2 separate regions of the Homo sapiens genome follow, and region 2 is linked to region 1. Evidence: chromatin contacts called from ENCODE Hi-C or POLR2A ChIA-PET data. All regions are on one chromosome and are shown on one strand. Each heading gives the region's core, a stretch centred on a gene start or an enhancer-like site at or near the end of the contact. The rest is flanking DNA. Distances are from core to core; before and after follow the strand shown.

Region 1 (6,496 bases), core at 1,792-4,291:
GCCAGGGTGGTCTTGATTTCTTGACCTCGTGATCCGCCCGCCTCGGCCTCTCAAAATGCTGAGATTACAGGCATGAGCCACCGTGCCCGGCCAATCTCAGCACTTTGGGAGGCCGGGGCAGGCGGATCACTTGAGATCATGAGTTCGAGACCAGCCTGAGCAACATGGTGAAACCCCGTCTCTAGTAAAAATACAAAAATTAGCAAGGCGTGGTGGCGCACGCTGCAGCTACTTGGGAGGCTGAGGCAGGAGAATAGCTTGAACCCGGGAGGCCAAGGTTGCAGTGAACTGAGATAGCACCATTGCACTCCAGCCTGGGTGACAGAGTGAGAATCAGTCTCAAAATAAATAAATAAATAAATAAAAGCTAATGGGTCGGTTGCTGATACAACTAATTATGTATATTTGATTATTTAATTTTTCTGTATTCTCTATTTACTCTGGTACAGAGTTGCTCTTTCAAACCAGATCATTTTCTTACCTGTCAGGAAATGCGTAAGTTAAAAAAGCATTCATAATCTTAGAGAAGGCGATGCCTCTGTTACATACAACTAAGCTGAGACGTTGGTCTGCATTTCCATTATGCAGTGTAGAGCCAGGAGGAAGTGGACAGGGAAGAATAGACAGTCTTTGAGATTTTCATGAAGTACTCACAGTATATTACTTTGGTTTTCTGTTTGTGTAGAAGCATTTTTAGTTAGGCACAACATGTGTCTATACTCAAATGTTCATTCATCAACAAATATTTATCGAACCTTACTAAGCCCTACCAAACCACAAAAAGATAACAATCGCCTCTGTCCTCATGTAGCTCAGAGTTCAGGGGAAAAGAATTTAGGAATGGCTCAGATGGAAGTGCTGGAAGTGCATTTAAGTACTTCATCTCCAATTATGTTGTAAACATTACAAAGCCAGATATTCCTACTTTAAAAAAAAACTGTGGTAAAATACACAGAATAGAAAATACATAGTCTTAAGTGTTTTTTAAGTGTACAGTTTAGTAGGGTTAAATGCATTCACATTGTGCAACCAATCGATTGCCAAAACTCTTATCATCTTACAAAACCAAACTTGCCAAAACTCTTATCATCTTACAAAACCAAACTTGCCAAAACTCTTATCATCTTACAAAACCAAACTTGCCGGGTGCAGTGGCTCACACCTGGAATCCCAGCACTTTGGGAGGCTGAGGCCAGTGGATCACCTGAGGTCAGGAGTTCAAGATCAGCCTGGGCAACATGGCGAAACCCCGTCTCTACTAAAAATACAAAACCAGCCGGGCATGGTGGAGTGTACCTGTAATCCCAGCTACTCCTGAGGTTGCAGTGAGCTGAGATCAGGCCAGTGCACTCCAGCCTGGGCAACACAGCGAGACTCCATCTCAAAAAAAAAAAAAAAAAAACACGAAACTGTATACGTATTAAACAACTCTTCATGTCTCCCCCCGCAACCCCCCGCAACCCCCTAGTAACTACCATTCTACTTTTTTTTTTTTTTTTTTTTTGGAGACGGAGTTTCGCTCTTGTTGCCCAGGCTGGAGTGCAATGGCGCAATCTCGGCTCACCACAACCTCCGCCTCCTCGGTTCAAGTGATTCTCCTGCCTCAGCCTTCCAAGTAGCTGGGATTACAGCCTTCCAAGCAGCCTTCCAAGTAGCTGCCTCAGCCTTCCAAGTAGCTGGGATTACAGCCTTCCAAGTAGCTGGCACCTGCCACCACGCCCAGCTAATTTTGTATTTTTAGTAGAGATGGAGTTTCACCACATTGGCCAGGCTGTTCTTGAACTCCCGACCTCAGGTGATCTGCCCACCTCAGCCTCCCAAAGTGCTGGGATTACAGGCATAAGCCACCGCACCCGGCCCTCTTTTTTTTGTTTATGAATTTGGCTACTCTAGGTACCTCATCTTAGTGAAATCATATAATATTTGTCTTTTTGTCACTGGCTTATTTCACTTAGCATAATTTCCTCAAAGTTCATCTATGTTGTAGCATGTGTCAGTATTTCTTTCCTTTTTTATTTTTTATTTTTTATTTTTAAATTATTTTTTATTTCCTTTTTAAGGTTGAATAATATTTTATCATATGTATCTACCACATTTTGTTTATACATTCATTTGTTGATGGATACCTGTTGCTTTTACCTCTTGGCTATTTTGAGTAGTGCTGCTATGAACATGTCTGTACAAATATATTCTCTTTCTTTTTTTGGGGGGAGGGTGGTGGGGACGGAATCTTGCTCTGTTGCCCAGGCTGGAGTGCAATGGCAAGATCTCGGCTCACTGCAACCTGTACCTCTTGGGTTCAAGCAATTCTCCTGCCTCAGCCTCCCAAATAGCTGGGATTACAGGTACCTGCCACCATGCTGAGCTAATTTTTGTATTTTTTAGTAGAGATGGGGCTTCAACATGTTGGCCAGGCTGGTCTCGAACCCCTGACCTCAAGTGATCTGCCCGCCTCAGCCTCCCAAAGTGCTGGGATTACAGGCGTGAGCCCCTGAGCCCAGCCAATCTTTTCAAGACCTACTTTCGTTATTGTGGGTGTATACCCAGAAGTGAAATTGCTAAATCACTGTGGTAATTCCGTTTTTAATTTTTGTGGAGCACCCATACTGTTTTCCATGGCAGCTACACCATAATACATCCCCACTAACAGTGCACAGGCTTCCAACTTCTTCACATCATGTCCAACACTTGTTATTTTCTGGTTTTCTTTTTTTAATAGTAGCTATCCTAAGGGGTGTGAAGTGGTATCTCACTGTGGTTTTGATGTGCATTCCTCTAATGATTGGTGATATTGAGCCAGAGGTCCTGCTTTTGGGATTCCGTTTGTGTGTGTTCCTGCCTAGTTCTGAAATATACTGTTCAGTAAAGTTGCCCTAAAGGTATGTTAGAATGTTTAAGGAAACATACTGAAGTTCTTGAGGACCAGAACTATCACTCCTCTTGCAAACAGAAAAGTGACTTTTTGTGTTTTTGCTCTGCAGGGTGGGGTATCTAGCAGGATGTCTAGTTCACGCACTGGGTGAAAAACAACCAGAGCTGCAGATAAGTGAACGAGATGTTCTCTGTGTTCAGATTGCTGGACTTTGTCATGATCTCGGTAAGCTGTACAAAGAGACAAAGTTGTTATGTAAAATCATAACATATGTTACCTCTCTTTGACGTTAAAAAATCAGATCAACCAAGAGAATATGGAAATTGTATTTTAATTCTTCAGTTGATGTTAGTATAAATGTACTGTTGCTTCTTCCTAGAATGATTCATAAGTAGAAAACATTGCTATTTTATTTTCTTGGCAACTTTCAGTGAATTTCTCATGTTAAACATCTTTGCTAAAGTGGTTTTTTTGTTGTTGTTTTTTTTTTGAGACAGAGTTTTGCTCTGTTGCCCACGCTGGAGTGAGTGGCTCATTATCGGTTCACTGCAACCTCCGCTTCCTGGTTTCAAGCAATTCTCGTGCCTCAGCCTCCCGAGTAGCTGGGATTACAGGCATGCACCACCATATCCAGCTAATTTTTGTATTTTTAGCAGAGACGGGGTTTCACCATGTTGGCCAGGCTGGTCTCGAACTCCTGACCTCAGGTGATCCACCAGCCTCAGCCTCCCAAAGTGCTGGGATTACAGGCATGAGCCACCGTGCCCGGCCATCATGTTTACTACAGGTTATATGAAAGGGCTTTTTGCTAGTGAGTTTTTCTTACTACTGCTTTTAGGATGATATGTGAATTTTATTTTTCTTTTATCCTTCTTATGCTTATTTTTTTTTTTTTTTTTGGTCTTTTTTTTTCTTCCTTTTTGTGGAGAACAGGATCTCGCTATATTGCCCAGGCAGGTCTCGAACTCCTAGGCTCAAGCTATCCTCCCGCCTCTCCTCCCTGAGAGCTGGGATTACAGGTGTAAGCCACCGCGCCTGGCCTTGTCCTTCTTATCAAATAAAATCACCATTTTTCCTTCGGTTATTTGGTGAAATCCATTTTTTTTCATATTTATAATCTCTAATCTGCCCAAGTGGATTAACACATTTAGAGAACTCCTTGTCTTTTCTGATCCATGTGAGGTCTTAGGCCACTTTAATCCAAGCAAAAGAATATAATCCTTTTCCTGTGACAAAGAGAAAGGGGACTGTCCCATTTATTTTTTTATTTTTGAGATGGAGTCTTGCTCTGTCACACAGATTGGAGTGCAGTTGGCACTATCTTGGCTCACTGCAACCTCCGCCTCCTGGGTTCAAGTGATTCTTCTGCCTCAGCCTCCCGAGTAGCGCCTGGCTAATTTTTTTCTATTTTTAGTAGAGATGCAGTTTCATCATGTTGTTGAAACTGGTCTCGAACTCCTGACCTCAAGTGATTCACCTCCCTTGGCCTCCCAAAGTGTTGGGAATACAGGCATAAGTCACCACGTTGGGCCGGGACTGTTCCTTTTAAATCATGGGGGTTTTTACCTCTATCCTTATAGTTTATTCCTACTTATTCAGGGACTCTGAGAGTTTGTGTGTACCCTCAGGGCAGGGGAAGGGAGGTGCATGCCACTGTTTGGATAGCCAGATACTTAAAGCAAGTAGGCACTCTTTTTATGTCCCCCGGAGACTTACAAAGAACCAATACCAGCCCCTAGATGATAAATTTGATGGATTCTTGGTATTTTGAGGGAGAATCATTGGGAAACCTTTGCCAGTCCCCAGGAGCCTGAGCACTGCATTAGCGAGCCTTTATGTGTAGCCTGTGACTTGCAAAGCAGGGCCAAGGCTAGTCTAGGTAGACTTCCCTCTCCAGTTAAGTGGCTCACTTCTTTTTTTTTTTTTTTCAGATGGAGTCTCGCTCTGTTGCCCAGGCTGGAGTGCAATGGTACGATCTTGGCTCACCACAACCTCCACCTCCCAGGTTCAAGCCATTCTCCTGCCTCAGCCTCCCAAGTAGCTGGGACTACAGGCACATGCCACCATGCCCAGCTAATTATTATAGTTTTAGTAGAGATGAGGTTTCACCATATTGGTCAGGCTGGTCTCAAACTCCTGACCTCAGGTGATCCACCCGCCTCAGCCTCCCAAAGTGCTGAGATTACAGGCATGAGCCACCACACCCGGCCAAAGATAGATTTTTTTAAGCTTGAGAGTTATAAGAGAAATTCTAATTTTTTCTTCCTGCACCCCAGTGGATTTTCTTTTTTTTTTTTCCCGAGACAGAATCTCGCTCTGTTGCCCAGGCTGGAGTGCAGTGGCGCAATCTCGGCTCACTGCAACCTCCGCCTCCCGGGTTCAAGCGATTCTCCTGCCTCAGCCTCCTGAGTAGGTAGTATTACAGGCGCCTGCCACCACACCCGCCTAATTTTTGTATTTTTAGTAGAAACAGGGTTTCACCATCTTAGCCAGGCTTGTCTTGAACTCCTGACCTCGTGATCTACCCGCCTCGGCCTCCCAAAGTGCTGGGATTACAGGCATGAGCCACCGCGCCCAGCCCCTTTTTTTTTCTTTTGAGATGGAGTCTTGCTCTGTCACCCAGGCTGGGGTGTAGTGGTGTGATCTTGGCTCACTGCAAGCTCCGCTTCCCAGGTTCACGCCATTCTCCTGTCTCAGCCTCCCGAGTAGCTGGGACTACAGGTGCCCGCCACCAAGCCCGGCTAATTTTTTGTATTTTTAGTAGAGACAGGGTTTTTACCATGTTGGCCGGGCTGGTCTCGAACTCCTGACTCAAAGTGATCCACCCACCTCAGCCTCCCAAAGTGCTGGGATTACAGGCATGAGCCACCACACCTGGCCCTAGTGGATTTTCTTGAAACTGCTATTTTAATCCAGATATTTTCAATCTGAAGATTTCAAAAAGTTTTTGGCATTAACATTCTTTTTAGTTACACAGAATTGTCCATTTATCAAGCCCTGTGTGGTGGTGCATGCTTGTAGTCCCAGCTATTCAGGTGGCTGAGGCAGGAGGATGACTTGAGGTCAGGAGTCCAAGGCTGCAGTGCATAATGATCATGCTTGTGAATAGCCACTGCACTCCAGCCTGAACAACATAGCAAGACTCTGTCTCTTCAAAAAACAACAAAAACTGCCCTTTTATCAGATTTATGTAAAACCTGGTGACTGGAGACTGCTCGATGGAGAGCTTACTTTTCCATGTTTCTGCTTCCTGTTCTCCTGTTTTAGAAATAGGAAGAAAGGGTTTGTCCCTTTTTGTGATTGTATTTTTAGATTATTAATTTCTTTTGCTATTCAAGTTAAACTAAAAAGATTAAAGAATTCAGTTTGGCTGAGTGTGGTGGCTCACGCCTGTAATCCCAGCACTTTGGGAGGCTGAGACGGGCGGATCACCTGAGGTCGGGAGTTCGAGACCAGCCTGACCAACGTAGAGAAACTCCATCTCTACTAAAAATACAAAATTAGCTGGATGTGGTTGCACACGCCTGTAATCCCAGCTACTCGGTAGCCTGAGGCAGGAGAATCGCTTGAACCCAGGGGGCGGAGATTGTGTTGAGCCAAGATTGTACCACTACACTCCAGCCT
Region 2 (6,543 bases), core at 3,686-6,185, 94 kb after region 1:
CTGCTTAAAACCCAAACCCAGGCCAGGCATGGTGGCTTATGCCTGTAATCCCAGCACTTTGGGATGCTGAGCTAGGCAGATTGCTTGAGCTCAGTTCATGAGCAACCTGGGCAACATGGCAAAACCCTGTATACACACACACACACACACACACACACACACACACACACACACACCCCACCCCCCACCCCCGATGTGGGGTTGTGTGTCTTTGGTCCCAACTACTTGGGAGGCTAAGGTGGGAGGGTGGCTTGAGCCTGGGAGGCAGAGGTTGCAGCGAGCTGAGATTTTGCCACCGCACTCCAGCCTGGGTGACAGAGTGAGACCCCATCTCAAAACAAAAGCAAGCAAACAAATCCCAAACCCAAATTCTATTTGGCCCTTCACAGTACCATGTGGTTGACTCCTGTCAGTTTCCTCAGCCTCAAATTAACCCAGTAGCTGCCCTGGCCTCCTTGCTGTACCTTGACACACTGAGCTCTTTCCTGCCTCTGAGCCTTGGCACACACTGTTCCCTCTGCCTGGAATAACCTCTCCCCCTAGCTTTCTCGGCTGTTCCTTCTTGTCTCAGCTCAAATGTCTCTTTTGTAGAGATGGCCTCCCTGATCATGTCCCCTAACATAGCACCCCCCCTCACCCTATCATATAACTCATGTTGTTTGGTTTCATTTTGGCTTTGTCTTTATAGCACTTAACAGTATCTGAGGTTTGTTTTTGTTTTTTTTTCTTGGAGATAGGGTCTCACTCTGTCACCCAATGGTGCAATCTCGGCTCACTGCATCCTCTGCCTCCTAGGTTCAAGTGATTCTCATGCCTCGGCCTCCCGAGTAGCTGGGATTACAGGCGTGAACCACCACGCTGGGCTCATTTTTTTTTTTTTTTTTTTTTTTTTTTTGTATTTTTAGTAGAGACAGGGTTTCACCATGTTGGCCAGGCTGGTCTCAAACTCCTGACCTCAAATGATCCACCCACCTCGGCCTCCCAAAGTGCCGGGATTAGAGGTGCGAGCCACTGCGCCCAGCCAGGTGTCTTTTGTTATTATTATTTTCTGGTTTACTGTGTATCTTCCTGGTGAAGCTTGGGGCTCCATACAGAGTATATAGAAGGGGCTGGACCCACCCCATTGTCCCTCCCTGCCCCTGCGCTTAGCACAGGGCCTACCTAGGACGTACATAGTTGATGCTCATCCATGTTTCTTTTTTTTTGAGACGGAGTCTCGCTCTGTCGCCCAGGCTGGGGTGCAGTGGTGCGATCTCGGCTCACTGCAAGCTCCGCCTCCTGGGTTCACGCCATTCTCCTGCCTCAGCCTCCCGAGTAGCTGGGACTACAGGCACCCGCCACCATGCCCAGCTAATTTTTTGTATTTTTAATAGAGACGGATTTTCACCATGTTAGCCAGGATGGTCTTGATCCAACCTCGTGATCCGCCCATCTCAGCCTCCCAAAGTTCTGGGATTACAGGCATGAGCCACCGTGCCCAACCTCATCCATGTTTCTTAAATGGCCTCTCCTGCTTCCCCAGTGTGTTCCTGTTGCTTCTGTAACAAATCACTACAAATTTAGTGGCTTAAAAGAACACCAGGCCAAGGGCACGGTGGCTCATGCCTGTAATCCCAGCAATTTGGGAGGCCGAGGCAGGCTGATTACGAGGTCAGGAGATGGAGACCATCCTGGCTAACACGGTGAAACCCCGTCTCTACTAAAAATAAAAAAAAAAAATTAGCCAGGCGTGGTGGCGGGTGCCTGTAGTCCCAGCTACTCAGGAGGCTGAGGCGGGAGAATGGCGTGAACCCAGGAGGGGGAGTTTGCAGTGAGCCGAGATAGCGCCACTGCACTCCAGCCTGGGCGACAGAGCGAGACTCCGTCTCAAAAAAAAAAAAAAAACACCAGGCTGGGCAGGGTGGCTCATACCTGTTCCCAGCACTTTGGGAGGCCAAGGCGGGCAGATCGCTTGAGGTCAGGAGTTCAAGACCAACCTGGCCAACATGGTGAAACCCCGTCTCCACTAAAAATATAAAAAATCAGCTGGGTGTGGTGGTGGGCACCTGTAATCCCAACTACTTGGGAGGCTAAGGCAGGGAGAATCGCTTGAAGTAGGGAGGAGGAGGTTGCAGTGAGCTGAGATTGTGCCACTACACTCCAGCCTGGGCAACAGAGTGAGACTCCGTCTCAAAAACAACAAAAAAATGAACACCAGATTATTATCTTCTGATCCTGGAGGTCAAAGGTCTAGAAATCAAGGTTTGGGCAGGGCTGCATTCCTCGGGAAGGCTCCAGGGGAGAAACCTTTTCCTTGCCTTGAGAGGCACCCCCTTCCTCCGTCATCACAGCCCCTTCCTCCAACATCAAAGCATCTCACTCCAGCCTCTGCTTCTGTTTCCCTGTCTTGGGATCCTTAATTTACTCATATTTGCAAAGTCTCTTTTGCCATGTAAGGCAACATTCACAGATCCTGGGAATGTGAACATGGACGTCTTTGGAGGTCTGTCATTCAGCCTGCCACATCCAGGTCCCCCACGGTGCTTCATTCAGTCCTAGGTGTGGCCAGTACTCCGGCCTCCTAGCTGCTACTGTGGGCCCAGTGACCTGACTCTTCCTTCCCTCCGCAGGACGAGATTGAGGAGCTGCGGGCCGAGATGCTGGAGATGCGGGACGTCTATATGGAGGAGGACGTGTATCAGCTGCAGGAGCTGCGACAGCAGCTGGACCAGGCCAGCAAGACCTGCCGCATCCTGCAGTACCGGCTGCGCAAAGCCGAGCGCCGCAGTCTCCGTGCCGCCCAGACCGGCCAGGTGGACGGCGAGCTTATCCGTGGTCTGGAGCAGGATGTCAAGGTCAGCCTGGGCTCGGGTGCCCTTGTTGCTGGGATGGGACCACAAGTCTAAGTGGGGCCCAGGTTGGCCTTGCATCTCATTTCCGTGTGTCCATGGCCAAGTTCTACCACCTCTCTGGGCCTCAGTTTCCTCATCTAAGTAGGAATTCCTGGTGAACCCACAGGGCTTCTATCAAGGGTATCCCAAAATGATATCATAATATGAATCCTTCCTACTAGCAGCAGCTACTGTTTTTTTTTTTTCCTTTGAGACAGAGTTTCTCTCTTGTTGCCCAGGCTGGAATGCAATGGCGCGATCTCAGCTCACTGCAACTTCTGCCTCCCGGGATCAAGCGATTTCTCTTGCCTCAGCCTCCCAAGTAGCTGGGATTACAGGCACCTGCCACCACACCCGGCTAATTTTTGTATTTTTAGTAGAGACAGGGTTTCACCATGTTGGCCAGCCTGGTTTCGAACTCCTGACCTCAGGTGATCTGCCCACCTTGGCCTCCCAAAGTGCTGGGGTTACAGGCATGAGCCACTGCGCCTGGCTGAGAAGCTACTGTTTATTGAGTATCAACCACCACCTGGTGCTAGCCTCTAATTGTCCCCGCACAGTTCCATGGGGGTTTCTTTTTCTTCTTGTTTTTTTAGAGACAAGGTCTTGCTCTGTTGCCTAGGTATCAGGCAGTGATGTGATCATAGCTCACTGTAGCCTCCACCTCCTGGGCTACCCCCACCTCAGCTTCCTGAGTAGCTGGGACTACAGGCACACACCACCACACCTGGCTAATTTTTCTATATGTTGTAGAGATGGGGTCTCATTATGTTGCCCAGGCTGGTCTCAAACTTCTGGGCTCAAGTGATCCTCCTGCCTTGGCCTCCCAAAGTGCTGGGATTACAAGGATGAGCCACGGTGTCAGGCAGAGGTTCCTTAATTATGCTAATGAAAAGTAGTGAAGGCCTCGAGACCATCCTGGCTAATACAGTGAAACCCTGTCTCTACTGAAAACACAAAAAATTAGCCAGGTGTGGTGGCAGGCATGTGTAGTCCCAGCTACTCGGGAGGCTGAGGCAGGAGAATGGCGTGAACCCACGAGGCGGAGCTTGCAGTGAGCCAAGATCGTGTCACCACTGCACTCCAGCCTGGGCGACAGAGCGAGACTCCGTCTCAAAAAAAAAAAAACAAAGAGAAGTAGTGAAGGCCTAGAGTTGGTCAAGGCTGGTTTAAATCTTGGCTCCAATATACCTGAACTTTATTATTTTGAGCAAAGTCATCAATTTCAGTGTCCTCATCTGTAAAATGGGTTTGCAGCAATCTCTATCTCACAGGGTTATATGAGGATTAAATGAAATAATGCGGGCTGGGCACAGTGGCTCATGCCTGTAATCCCAGCACTTTGGGAGGCCGAGGCGGGCAGATCACCTGAGGTCAGGAGTTCGAGACCAGCCTGGCCAACATGGTGAAACCCCATCTCTACTAAAAATACACAAATTAGCCGAGTGTGGTGGTTCCCGCCTGTAATCCCAGCTACTCAGGGGCTGAGACAGGAGAATCGCTTGAACCCGGGAGGCGGAGGTTGCAGTGAGCTGAGATCGCGCCACTGCACTCCAGCCAGGGTGACAGAGTGAGACTCCGTCTCAAAAATAATAATAATAATAATAATAATAATAATAATAATAATAATAATGTGGGTAAAATGCCAGCATAAGGACTCAAAAATGTTAGCTATCATTATTTCCATTTTCTTGATGAAGAATCTGAGGTTCAGAGAAAAGCAATACCTGCCGAAGGTCAAGGGGCGCTCAGTGTGTTGGTGGCAGAGCCCAGGCTCATGAGCCTCCCAAGCCTCCAGCTTGGCCTCACTGCTCTCTGCTTCAGGAAGCAGGGGAAGGGTGGGTGGGAGGTTGGCAGGTGGGATGTCCCCCTGCCTGTCTTCGGAAGCTCTGGTCTGGTGGTGAGAACTCCAGGGCCCCCAGGCCCGGCCCTCTGCCCTCAGAACTCAGCCCAGTGTGATCTGGTGACACGAGGAGCTGGGATGGGGCCCTAGGGAGGCTTCCTGCAGGGGTGACTTCTGAGTGAAGGCCCAAGGGAGAAGTGGGCCTGAGCCAGGAAGGGGGAAAGAGGAAGGTGGCAGAAGATGGCTCCTGTGAGGACCCAGGGGAGCGGCAGGATGCGAGTCAGCCACACACTTACCTGGGGAGAAGTCCCTTCTGTTGGAAGACACTGGCAAACTCAAGCCCTATAGCCTTTCCAGTGGAATATAAAAGAAAAACCTTTGTTAAGGGACCAGGGAGAGCCATGGTTTCAAAGGCCAGCAGAACCAGGGGAGGTAAACAGGAGTGCCTGTTCCAGGAAGCTGCTGGCGCCCCCTGTGGTCTTGTTGGTGCACAATGGGATTGTAGTGCTGTCCTACACATGAGGCAACCAATGGTTGTGTCTCCGCCAGAGGTGGAGGCTCATGCCTGTAATCCCAGAATCCCAGCGCTTTGGGAGGCTGAAGTGGGAGGATCGCTAGAGGCCAATAGTTGGAAATCAGGCTGGGCAACATAGCAAGACCCTATCTCTACAAAAAAATAAAAAAAATTAGCAGAGGCTGGGGGTGGTGGCTCACACCTGTAATCCTAGCACTTTGGCAGGCCGAGGCGGATGGATCACCTGAGGTCAGGAGTTCGAGACCAGCCTGGCCAACATGGTGAAACCCCGGCTCTACTAAAAATACAAAATGAGCCGGGTGTGGTGGTACACGCCTGTACTCCCAGCTACTCAGGAGGCTGAGGCAGATGAATCGCTTGAACCTGGGAGGCCGAGGTTGCAGTGAGCTCACACCATTGCAGTCCAGCCTGGGTGACAGAGTGAAACTCTGTCTCAAAAAAAAAAAAAAAAAAAAAAAAAATTAGCTGGGCGTGGTGGCAAGTGCCTATAGTCCCAGCTATATGGGAGGCCAAGGCCAGAGGATTGCTTGAGTCCAGGAGTTAAAGGTTTCAGTGAGCTATGATTGCAGCACTGCACTCCAGCCTGGGCGACAGAGCGACAAGGTCTCTCTCTAAAAGAAAAAAAAGAATGAGTTAGTTTCCAAGTTCAAAGCGTACCTCTACTTGACAGGGCAGCTCCCGGGCATATTCAGATTCCAATCACTGGGTTGGGAGGGGTGGGGGGTGGTGGGGGAAGGCAGTAGGGAGGAGATGGGGAGGGGGAGGGAATAGCTGGAGAAGCTCAGAGGAATCTGCGTTTGGGCATATAGTGGAGGATTTCTGGGAGGGACACAAAAAAATGTCAGACTTCAGAAAGATGAGGAAGAGGCGGAGGAGAGGCTGGGACCTGGAGCTAGCTGCCGGCTGCGGCGCCTCCGTGGGTGGAGCTAGAGCAGCGGCGGCGGCGGCGGGGAGGCGGGTGTGGGGAGCGGGTGTGTGGCTCTCCGGAGTCTGGGCGGAGAGGAGGGGCCGTTTCTGTTGGGGTTTGAATTAGCCAATCAGCATCCCTCTTGCCCTTCCCTCCCTCCTCTCCCCACGCTGCAGCTGGAGCGCTGAGCTCATCTGCGGGCCTGGGGCCTGAGCTGGATGGACACCTCTGGCCACCACCCTGAGCCCCATGTGCTGGGGTCGTTCTGGGGGGTTTTGGGAAGTTATCAGAATGCTGCTTTCCCTGGCATCGTCTTGGAGGGCTTGATGGACCCGAGTGGGGAGGGGGCGGGCGCTGCCTAGGAGGGTACCTCTGGGACTTCCCCAAC

What was found. Hi-C counts contacts between places; a loop is a spot of excess contacts on that map. ChIA-PET counts read pairs that join two places held with the same protein, here RNA polymerase II (POLR2A). Pooled maps may share reads with other maps.
Region 2: POLR2A ChIA-PET joins it to region 1 with 12 read pairs in activated CD4-positive, alpha-beta T cell. The contact joins two enhancer-like sites. A Hi-C loop is called at or near these places in 6 of 50 pooled maps. POLR2A ChIA-PET finds 5 or more read pairs at or near these places in 5 of 52 experiments (Caco-2, Panc1, activated CD4-positive, alpha-beta T cell and 2 more).

What each region holds. Positions count from the first base shown.
Region 1 is chr20:36,927,361-36,933,856 of GRCh38, reverse strand. It overlaps SAMHD1 (SAM and HD domain containing deoxynucleoside triphosphate triphosphohydrolase 1), which reads left to right. Exons shown (of 16, transcript NM_015474.4): 5 at 2,982-3,097. Among named protein-coding and RNA genes, the nearest start is that of SAMHD1, 21 kb to the left of the region's middle. Within about 2 kb of position 3,041, at least 5 of the 41 ENCODE cell types and tissues checked have a DNase peak (open chromatin) inside an H3K27ac peak, as active enhancers do.
Region 2 is chr20:36,835,508-36,842,050 of GRCh38, reverse strand. It overlaps MTCL2 (microtubule crosslinking factor 2), which reads left to right. Exons shown (of 15, transcript NM_080627.4): 2 at 2,610-2,834. Among named protein-coding and RNA genes, the nearest start is that of MTCL2, 25 kb to the left of the region's middle. RefSeq lists an enhancer at 332-391 and a silencer at 6,059-6,348. Within about 2 kb of position 4,935, at least 24 of the 41 ENCODE cell types and tissues checked have a DNase peak (open chromatin) inside an H3K27ac peak, as active enhancers do.